Linked DNA regions of Homo sapiens: region 1 is linked to region 2. A link is an interaction called in ENCODE POLR2A ChIA-PET data of the cell type or tissue named here. Cell type or tissue: A673. All regions are shown on one strand. Links, peaks and the distances in the headings refer to the core of each region. The heading gives the core; the rest is flanking DNA. Region 1 overlaps DLGAP4 (DLG associated protein 4). Region 2 has its middle 33 kb from the start of AAR2.

Region 1 (4,383 bases), core at 248-4,247, 52 kb before region 2:
GTCTATCAACAATAGAATGGATAACGTATGACATATTCGCTAAGTGGAATACTAGGCAGCAATATAAAAGAAAACTTACCAATACACACAACAGCCATGATGAATCTCATTGACAAAGTGAGGAGCAAAAGAAGTTAGCACAAAAGAGACAATCTGCATGATGTTGTTTATGTGAAGGTGTGAAAAAGACAAAACAAAGCTATGGCTTTAGGAGTCAGAATATTGGTTGCCCCTGGGGAAGGGAGGTGGGGAATTAATTGGAAAAGGCAAGACAGAGCCTTTTGGTATAGCTGGAGATATCCTATATCTTTTTTTTTTTTTTTTTTTTTTTTTTTTGAGATAGGGTCTCTGTGTCACTCCAGGCTGAGTGCAGTGGTGAGAACATGGCTCACTGCAGCCTCAACCTCCCAGGCTCAAGCGATCCTCCCACCTCAGCCTCCTCCTGAGTAGCTGGGACCACAGGCACACACCACCATGCCCAGCTAGTGTTTGTATCTTTTGTAGAGATGGGGTTTCACCATGTTGCCCAGGCTGGTCTCGAACTCCTGGGCTCAAGCAATCCACCCTCCTCAACCTCCCAAAGTGTTGGGATTACAGGCGTGAGCCACTGCACCTGGCCTGGAAATATCCTGCATCTTGACCTTAGTGGTAGTTACAAGGGTGAGATATACACATATATCAAGCTATACTATCTGCTTAAGATTAGTACACTCTACAACACGTGCTATACTACAACTCAGAAATTTCAAATAGAATAATACTCGGTAGTCACTGACTCAGGAGGATGGCCAGCATCAAGGGAAGAAGTAGCTGCAGATGAGCAGGACTAATGTGACCCTATTGCAAAGTCATCTGCACAGATGCCCTCCATCTACAGATGACTGTGACATTATATGAGCTACCATTTATAAGCACTTGCTGTGTGCCACGTGCTGTCCTACGCACTTTATTACCTCACTTCATCCTCACAACAGTCTTATGAGGCAGGGACCATCACTGCCCCTACTTTACAGATGAGGGGACTGAGGCACAGAGAAGTTAGGTAACTTGCTGAAGTCAAGCCCCTAATAAGCAGCAGAGCTGGATTTGCATCTAGACCTTCTGGCGCCACAACCCACGCTCTTATGTAAATCCCCAAACCCTGACCACAGTGCAGAAGGCCCCATACCGTCTGGCCCCCGCCATCCTCTAGTGCTTCACCTGTCCTCCCTCCACATCCCAACACTCCAGCCTCACCATCTTCCTTCCTCTTCCCTGAAAACCCCACCTTCCTCACACCCCGGGGTTTGCACATTTGCAGTTCCCTCTGCTGGAATGTTTTCTTCTGCTCCTCTTTGCTGGGGCAACTTCTCCTCATCCCTTAGGTCTCAGTTCAAGTGTCACCTCCTCCAGGAAGCCTTTGTGACTCCAGTCAGGGCCCATGTTCCTGTGACCCTCCTCCGTGGGCCTCATCACTGTTTTACCTGCTTTTTGAGTTCCCTAAGGGCCAGGAGAGTCCCTTTCACTCAGAGCCATGTCCCCTCTGCCCACCACAGGGTCTGGCATCAAGTGGGCACTCAACAAATATTTGTTGAATGAATGAATGAATCTATCTGCCACAGCAGACAGACTTGGAGAAACCTCTGGAAGGTCGGCATCAAAATGTGGTCACCACTGCAGGTAGATCGAGGGGGATCTGTATATTTGTCTCTATACTTTGGGTTTTATCTGCTGCATATTGTTCTGGTGGGCAGGTACCATTTCCAAGCCCTCAGCATTTCCCACCCTGGGACCCCCACCTTTCCCCCTCCTCGCTCCCTCCCCATGCTCGTTCTCCCAACTCTGCCTACAGCCCCAGTGGGTGGCATATTAATAAGTAGGAGTGAGAAGGTCACCCAGCTCACAAGCACTGAGCCCTCCTAGACTCGGGCGCAGATGAAACGCGCTGAGGCGGGCGAGCGCCTCACCAGGCGCTGAGCACGTGTGAGCTATTTCTGATTCCCACCAGGCTGGGCAGAGCACATCCGAGGTGGAAGCCGGGGCCAGCCTGGCGAGTGGCTGTGGAACCAATGACCAGCTGCCCCAGCTATGCTCACATCAGACCTGGCCACTGCCTTGCTGGAAACTCCCCCGCAGCCCTCCAGGGCCCATGGGGCAGCCGAGGCCCTCAGCCTGGCACTTGAGGCTCTGAAAGACCCCATCCCTGCCCGTCTTCTTGCTCCCTATTCTCCCATGTGCAGCCAGGTCTTCCCTCAACCCCAGCCCTTTGCACGTGCTGTTCCCTCTGCCAGGAATGCCTGTTTCGTCTCCAGGTGTGGGCTCACTCTCACTTAACCAACGGGTGTCAGCTTGGACCACTCCCTCCTCCGAGAAGCCTTCCCTGACCATCACCCCAGCATGGGTGCCCTTGCCCTAGGGCTTCCTGCTGCCATGCGGGTACCTGCTGTTGTCTTTGTGGTCTATGATCCCGCTCCTAGACTGTGATGTGGCTCCTTTGAGGGCCTTCATCTCCAGGTCCTACATCCAGCAAGGACCTGGCCCGCAGCAGGCTCAAATCCTCGTTTGCTGACTGACTACACAGGGGACAAAGTGCTGAGTCCTGGAAGGGGTACAGGAGGGTTCGGGGATTCAGAGGAAGCTGGGGGCAGACAGGGAGCCAAGGACTGATTTGGCTGTGACTTGGAGGTAAAGAGTTAGAGAGATGTGGCCTTAGGCGGCAGAGAGGGTGCAGAGGGAGACCCGTCCAAAGTCGGTAGAGGGCCAGGCCTCTGTCTCATCAGTGTCCCCCTCACCCAGTCAGCAGCCCCCAGAGGTCCCAGGCAGGTGGGCAAAGGGCTCAGGGGGGCCCAGACTCCAGGTACCAGGTGTGGCTGCTCACAGGCCCTGCCTCCCCCAGCCCTGACAAGTACAGTGGATGCAGAATCTGTCTGGAACACAGCATTTCGTCTAAATATATCTGCTTTCCAATGCAGGGCATGCAGCAAGGGAGTGGGGGGCATGACGCAGGCCTGCAGCGTGGGGAGAACCAGAGCCCCCACTCACAGCCCCACAGCCCCACTGCCACCTGCCCTGGCAGAGGGAGTCCACCAGGGCAAGGGTCAGTGTGGGCCTGGCTGGGCCCCTCCAAGCATGGTTCCCATTGCCTGAGCTCCCACCCCAAAGCTGCCACCTTGAATGTCGGCCAGGCACAAACCAGGACAGCAGAGGAGGGAGGGGACACGGGGTGGGGCTGGGGAAGGGGGACACAGAGGAGGGCTTAGAGGAGGGGATAAAGGGAGGCCTGGGAGAGGGAGACACAGAGGGGGGCCTGGAGGAGGGGGACACAGAGGGAGGCCCGGGGGAGAGGGGCACAGAGGGGGGCCTGGGAGAGAAAGACACAGAGGGGGGCCTGGGAGAGGAAGACACAGAGGGGGGCCTAGGGGAATGCGACACAGAGGGAGGCCTGGAGGAGGCGGACACAGAGGGAGGCCTGGAGGAGAGGGACACAGAGGGAGGCCTGGGAGAGGGGGACACAGAGGGAGGCCTGGAGGAGAGGGACACAGAGGGAGGCCCGGGGGAGTGGGACGCAGAGGGAGGCCCGGGGGAGGGGGCCTTGAATCCAAGTTCTTCAGATTCCAGACTCTCCCCGCTACCTTGCTGTGACAGAGGCACAGAGAAGGAGGCAACTCCAACAGGGTCACACAGAGGCCTGGGGTGGTGAGGGGAGGAGGGCCCAAGCACCTGCCTCCCAGGCCTCCTAGGTGCCCTGGGGGCCCCTAGAATTCTCTTTAGCTCCTTGAAGTTCTCCCAAGAATCCCTAAGGAGTTGGGCAGCAAGAAAGGCACTGGACTGTGAGTCACGAGGCTGTGATCCAGTCCCCGCTCCACCCCTGAGGTCTTTGGACCAGTCATCTGTGGCCCCGGTTTCCCACCTCTGTGAGATGGGGACAAGCACTGTGCCCTCTGTGCAGGGCTCTGCCCATAGTGCTCACCCTTGGCCCACTTTCCCAGGCTGGCCCTTCTGTGAGCTGCCCTGGGCTAGGCTAGGGAGGGAGTGCCAGAAGGTTCCGGGGGGTGTGCGGGTGTCAGGAGAGAGCACAGTAACACCAGCTGCCTTATTTTGGGGACTTGCTGTATGCCAGGCTCTGTCCTCAGTCCTTGAACACACAGGACCTCAATTCACCCTCAAACCAAGCCTCTGAGACAGGCAATGACACTGTTATCTCTCTGAGGACAGCGGGGGAAACTGAGGCTGAGAGAGGTTTCTGTGACCTGCTCAAAATCACATAGCCAGTGAGCAGAGTGGGGACTCAAACTTGGGCCACCCCTCAAAATCAGCAGCTCCCTCCCTCCGGGCCTGAGACAGATGCCCACCTTTCCAATCAGTTTTTCTTTTTTTTTTTTTCTTTTTTTGAGATGGAGTCTC
Region 2 (4,383 bases), core at 252-4,251:
GGCAGGCCCTCCCTGTCCTTCTGCGGGCTTGTTCTCCTTGTTGCCTTCTGCAGGCTCCAGGCCCTTCCTGCTCTGGGCCTTGTCCTGTGGGTTGGCCCCGCATTCTGTCCTCTCCAGGCTGACCCTCCATGCACCTCTGAGACCCACCGCCCGGGCTCACACCTGCCCAGTCTCGAGGCTGCCTGCCCTGGCTGCATCTCTCCCCTCCTCAGAACAATGAGGACTTTGTAACACGTCACATTCATTCTCCCTCTGTGCATGGTCTCAGGTGAGTGGGATCTGGAGACAGGAAGAGGGCACGTGAGGTATCGGGTATGCAGGAAGTAGGCTGGAGAGAGCCAGCAGGAACCAGCTTGTGTGCTCCTGGCTTCCGGGGGGGCTAATTTTGATCCCGGCTTCCTGGGCACAGAGGAGGCTTCCTGGGCAAAGGCCCCATTCAAGGCCAAGGCCTTTCTCTAAGCAATCAGCCTGGAAAGCAGGAAATGCAGCACAAGCTCCTGCCTGGTTCTACAGATTCTGGGCCCTTCCCGTAGACGTCTGTGGAACTCGGTGGAGCCTGCGTGCTGGTTTGCTGTTTAGACTTCCAGTCAGAAACGATGTGATATCAACAGCAAAAACAAACAAAAAACAAAAACCAACCAACAAACAACAACAAAAACCCTTGACCCAGCAATTCTACTACCACAGAGCCTACGAACGCATATGGACAAGAAGCAAAGCTGCTTTTCCAAGCATGTTCATTACAGAGCTATTTATACTGGAGCAAAACCAGAAACCTAGTTCCCCAAAACAGGAGAGTGGTTATACCAAGGTATAAACACAGAATGAAATATGCTGTGGCAGATAAAAGTGATGCCGTGGGCCGGGTGTGGCGACTCACGCCTGTAATCCCAACATTTTGAGAGGCCAAAGTGGGAGGATTGCTTGAGGCTAGGAGTTCAAGACCAGCCTGGGCAACATAGAAAGACTTTATCCCTACAATTTTTTTTGTTGTTGTTAATTAGCCGGGTGTGATGATATCTTCCTGTAGTCCCAGCTACTCTGGAGGCTGAGGTGGGTGGATCGTATGAGCCCAGGAGTTCAAGGCTGCAGCGAGCTATGATTAAGTCACTGCACTTCAGTCTGGGTGACACAGCGAGACTCTGTCTCTAAAAAAAAAAAAAAAAAAGAAAGAAAGTGACACTGTGAATGTAAATTTATGTATTGACATGAACAAATGATCAGTTTTGGCCAGGTGCGGTGACTCACGCCTGTAATCCCAGCACTTTGGGAGGCCGAAGTGGGTGGAAAACAAGATCAGGAGATCGAGACCATCCTGGCTAGCACGGTGAAACCCCGTCTCTACTAAAAATACAAAAAATTAGCGGAGCCTGATGGCGGGTCCCTGTAGTCCCAGCTACTCAGGAGGCTGAGGCAGGAGAATGGCATGAACCCATGAGGCGGAGGTTGCAGTGAGCCGAGATTGCGCCACTGCACTCTGGCCTGAGCGACAGAGCGAGACTCTGTCTCAAAAAAAAAAAAAAAAAAAAAGAAAGAAACAAATGATCAGTTTTACAAAACAGCCTGTATAGTATAATCCCATTATATGCGTGCACACACATACAAAAAAGTCTAGATGCTTTCCAGCAAAATTCTTAACCATATCTTGGTAGTAAGATTTGGGGAAAGTTATGATTTTTTTCTCTTATTTTTCTTTATCTATATTTTCTAATTTTTATTTATTACCTAATTATTACACATTCATTATAGGAAGGGAGGATAGTATTATAATTTTGCATTTTATCTTTTTAAAAAAGTATAAACCCTTTGGCCAGTAATTCCAATTCCAGGAAGGTGTCCTAAGGAAATAACTAGGTTGATTACAAAGAGGTAACTACAAGAATAAACCATGTACTGTTTCTCACAGGGGAGAAATGGACACAAGCTAAAACGCTGGGCATTGGGGATTGGTTGAGCAAAGCGTGGTGTAGTCATATGCAAGGTGCCATGCAGCCACTAAAAATCATGCTGTGGAAGTGCAAATGTTGACTAGAAAGATGCTTGTGAATATATGATTGGAAGAAAAGAACAGGACTTAGAACATTATGTACTGAATCAGCCCCTCTGTCTGTAATATGTGCTGAGTCCTAAGACTGAAAGGATATATGCTTAATTGTTAATAGTTGTTTCATTTAGAGGAGCTGATTACAGGTGATCTTAATTTTCTTCTTTATACTTTCCTGATTATTTGATGATACATATGTATTATTACATAATTTTAAAAATTAATTCTTTAAGAAGGAAAAATAACCTATTCCAAGAGGTCAGGCAGTGAGAGGTGAAAGCTGGGCCCCCTGGTCCTGGCAGCTGGGGGCCATGGAAGCACCTAAGGAGGGGGTTGGGGTTGGGGGCAGCTGGTCCAACACCAATGTGGCGTCTGTCTGCACCTGCACTGGCTAAGGAAGCCCCCCCCCCGCCCCCCCCCCCCACCAGCTCCCTGCAGGCCTGCTCTCTGCCATTCATCCTCTGGAATTAGCTTGCAGAGACCATTTTAGGAAGCCCGTGGGCGGCTGGAAGCAGCTTGTGAGCAGAGCTGGAACCGGCTGAGAGCTGCAGAGAGAGAGAGTGCCCAGAGGAAGACAGGCAGAAAATAAGGGGAAGCCAGCACCTTTTTCCCATTTTTCTTTTTGGTTTGATTTTTCGAAAACAGTTCTCCAGAAAATCCTCACTTTGGCCCAAATGTTTCTTCTTCTGCCTTCCTTCCTCCAGGCCTCCATAGAGGGGCTGAATCTAAACTTGCTATGAAGCCGGGACCAGGGGTCTGGTCTCAACACTTCCACTAACTCACTGTGCAACCATGCTCAGTGGCTCACCCTCTCTGGGCCTCAGTTCCCAATTTCTGTCCAACTGGTCTGGAATGGACTCAAAGTTCTTTGAGGCTCCATGCTTCTGGGATTCCGTTTTAGGAGCAAGACAGCTGGACTAGATGTCTCCAAGGCCTCTGTACAGCTCTGACATTCGAGATTTGTGCTTCAAGATCTTTGAGAGTCTAAAACACACTGGCAAGAGCCTCTGTTTTTTGCAGCTGTGGTCTGGAATGCCATGGTATTAAATTGCGAATATTCCAGTCTAAGTTCTAGCTGAGTGGCTGCTTATTGTTTAAGACTACCTAGCTGAGCCCTACCTTTGCCAGGGGAATGGGGTTCTCTTTGCCAGTCTGGACATGGAGGCTTACATCCTGGGTCCCCACAAGTAAAGTTCAGACCCCAGGTAGCCCCTTGAAGTAGACATGAAAATAATAGCTCACGAATATGGTGCACTCACCAAATGCCAGGCTGCAATGGGTGAGTGGCCATTTGCCAATGGAGCCCCCGCCCTGGGGTGACAGAAACAGTCTCTGTTTACTGAACGTCTAGGATATTCCAGGCCTGGGGGCTACAGAGATCATAGGACTCAGGGGGTTGGCACTATGTTATGCCTGTTTTCCAGATGAGGACGCTGAAGCTCAGCGAGGTCCAGTGACTTGCCCAGGTCACAGAGCCAGAAGGTGGGAAAGCTGAGACCAGAGCCAGATCAGCTGACCCCAGGGCCCTGTGGAACTACTCTGTTGCCTCTGGGCAGCCCCTGGCCCTGCAGACCTCCAATGGGCGGGGCAGGCCATAGCTTCCAGATGATCAGGACTCCCACGGCAAGGAGGCTGATCCAGGGCACCCACCCGGCCGGCCTTCCTTCCCCAGCCAGGGTGGCCATGCTGGAGGTGGAGTTGGTTTGCAAGTAGGTAGGGCCTGTGTTTGTGCCCGCGTGCACGTGGGTGTCATCTGTGTGGCTCCGGGAGGGTGTGTATCTGTGTCTCCGTGTGGGCGTCTCTGCACGACGCACACGCATCTGTGTGTGAGCGCTCAGATGTGGGTGCTGGTTGTGTCTGCCTGTGTGTGTGCTGCCGTGTCTCTCCTGGAGCATGCGAGAGAGACAGAGTGCGATCCGTGGAGCCTGTGGGAGGGGAGCTGGGTGGGGACAGTTATCTGCGTGCTCCCTGCTGCCCTCCTTTGGAGCTCCATGGCCTTGGGCCCCTGAAAAGCTGCCTGCCCCCGTGGGTGTCCTGACATTTTGCCAAGTTGAACCTGCAACCCCCAGCTCCCACACCTACCCAGTGGCAGGACCCACCACCCAGGACCATTGTGGGAACCTCTTGGGCCAGATGGGGGGCTCATATCAGCCTTGGCCTTGGTCCTTGGAGGACAGGTGAAGGCCCTGCAGAAAGGCAGCTGGGTTGCAGCATCCCTGCTCCTGAGCCCAGCTGTGGGTTGCAAACAACTCGCCTTCAGCCTGGGACTCCCCTTCCTCCACCCTGAATCAGGCCTGCGAAGGCCTGTGTCTGTCTTAGGGGGTGGACTGGGAAGAAAA

Evidence for each region. Peaks named below come from ENCODE experiments on the same cell type or tissue, not always from the same donor. Only the 100,000 strongest peaks of a DNase experiment are listed, where the experiment ranks them.
Region 1: POLR2A ChIA-PET joins it to region 2 with 6 read pairs; 5 of 35 experiments call an interaction of 5 or more read pairs at or near these places.

The regions. Positions count from the first base shown.
Region 1 is chr20:36,319,129-36,323,511 of GRCh38, reverse strand. All of the region lies in intron 1 of DLGAP4 (DLG associated protein 4), which reads right to left. Among named protein-coding and RNA genes, the nearest start is that of DLGAP4, 15 kb to the right of the region's middle. In A673, for the core only: no CTCF peak of the experiment used is centred there; no DNase peak of the experiment used is centred there; H3K27ac peaks cover 1,719 bases.
Region 2 is chr20:36,267,298-36,271,680 of GRCh38, reverse strand. No RefSeq gene overlaps it. Among named protein-coding and RNA genes, the nearest start is that of AAR2, 33 kb to the right of the region's middle. RefSeq lists an enhancer at 1-763. In A673, for the core only: no CTCF peak of the experiment used is centred there; no DNase peak of the experiment used is centred there.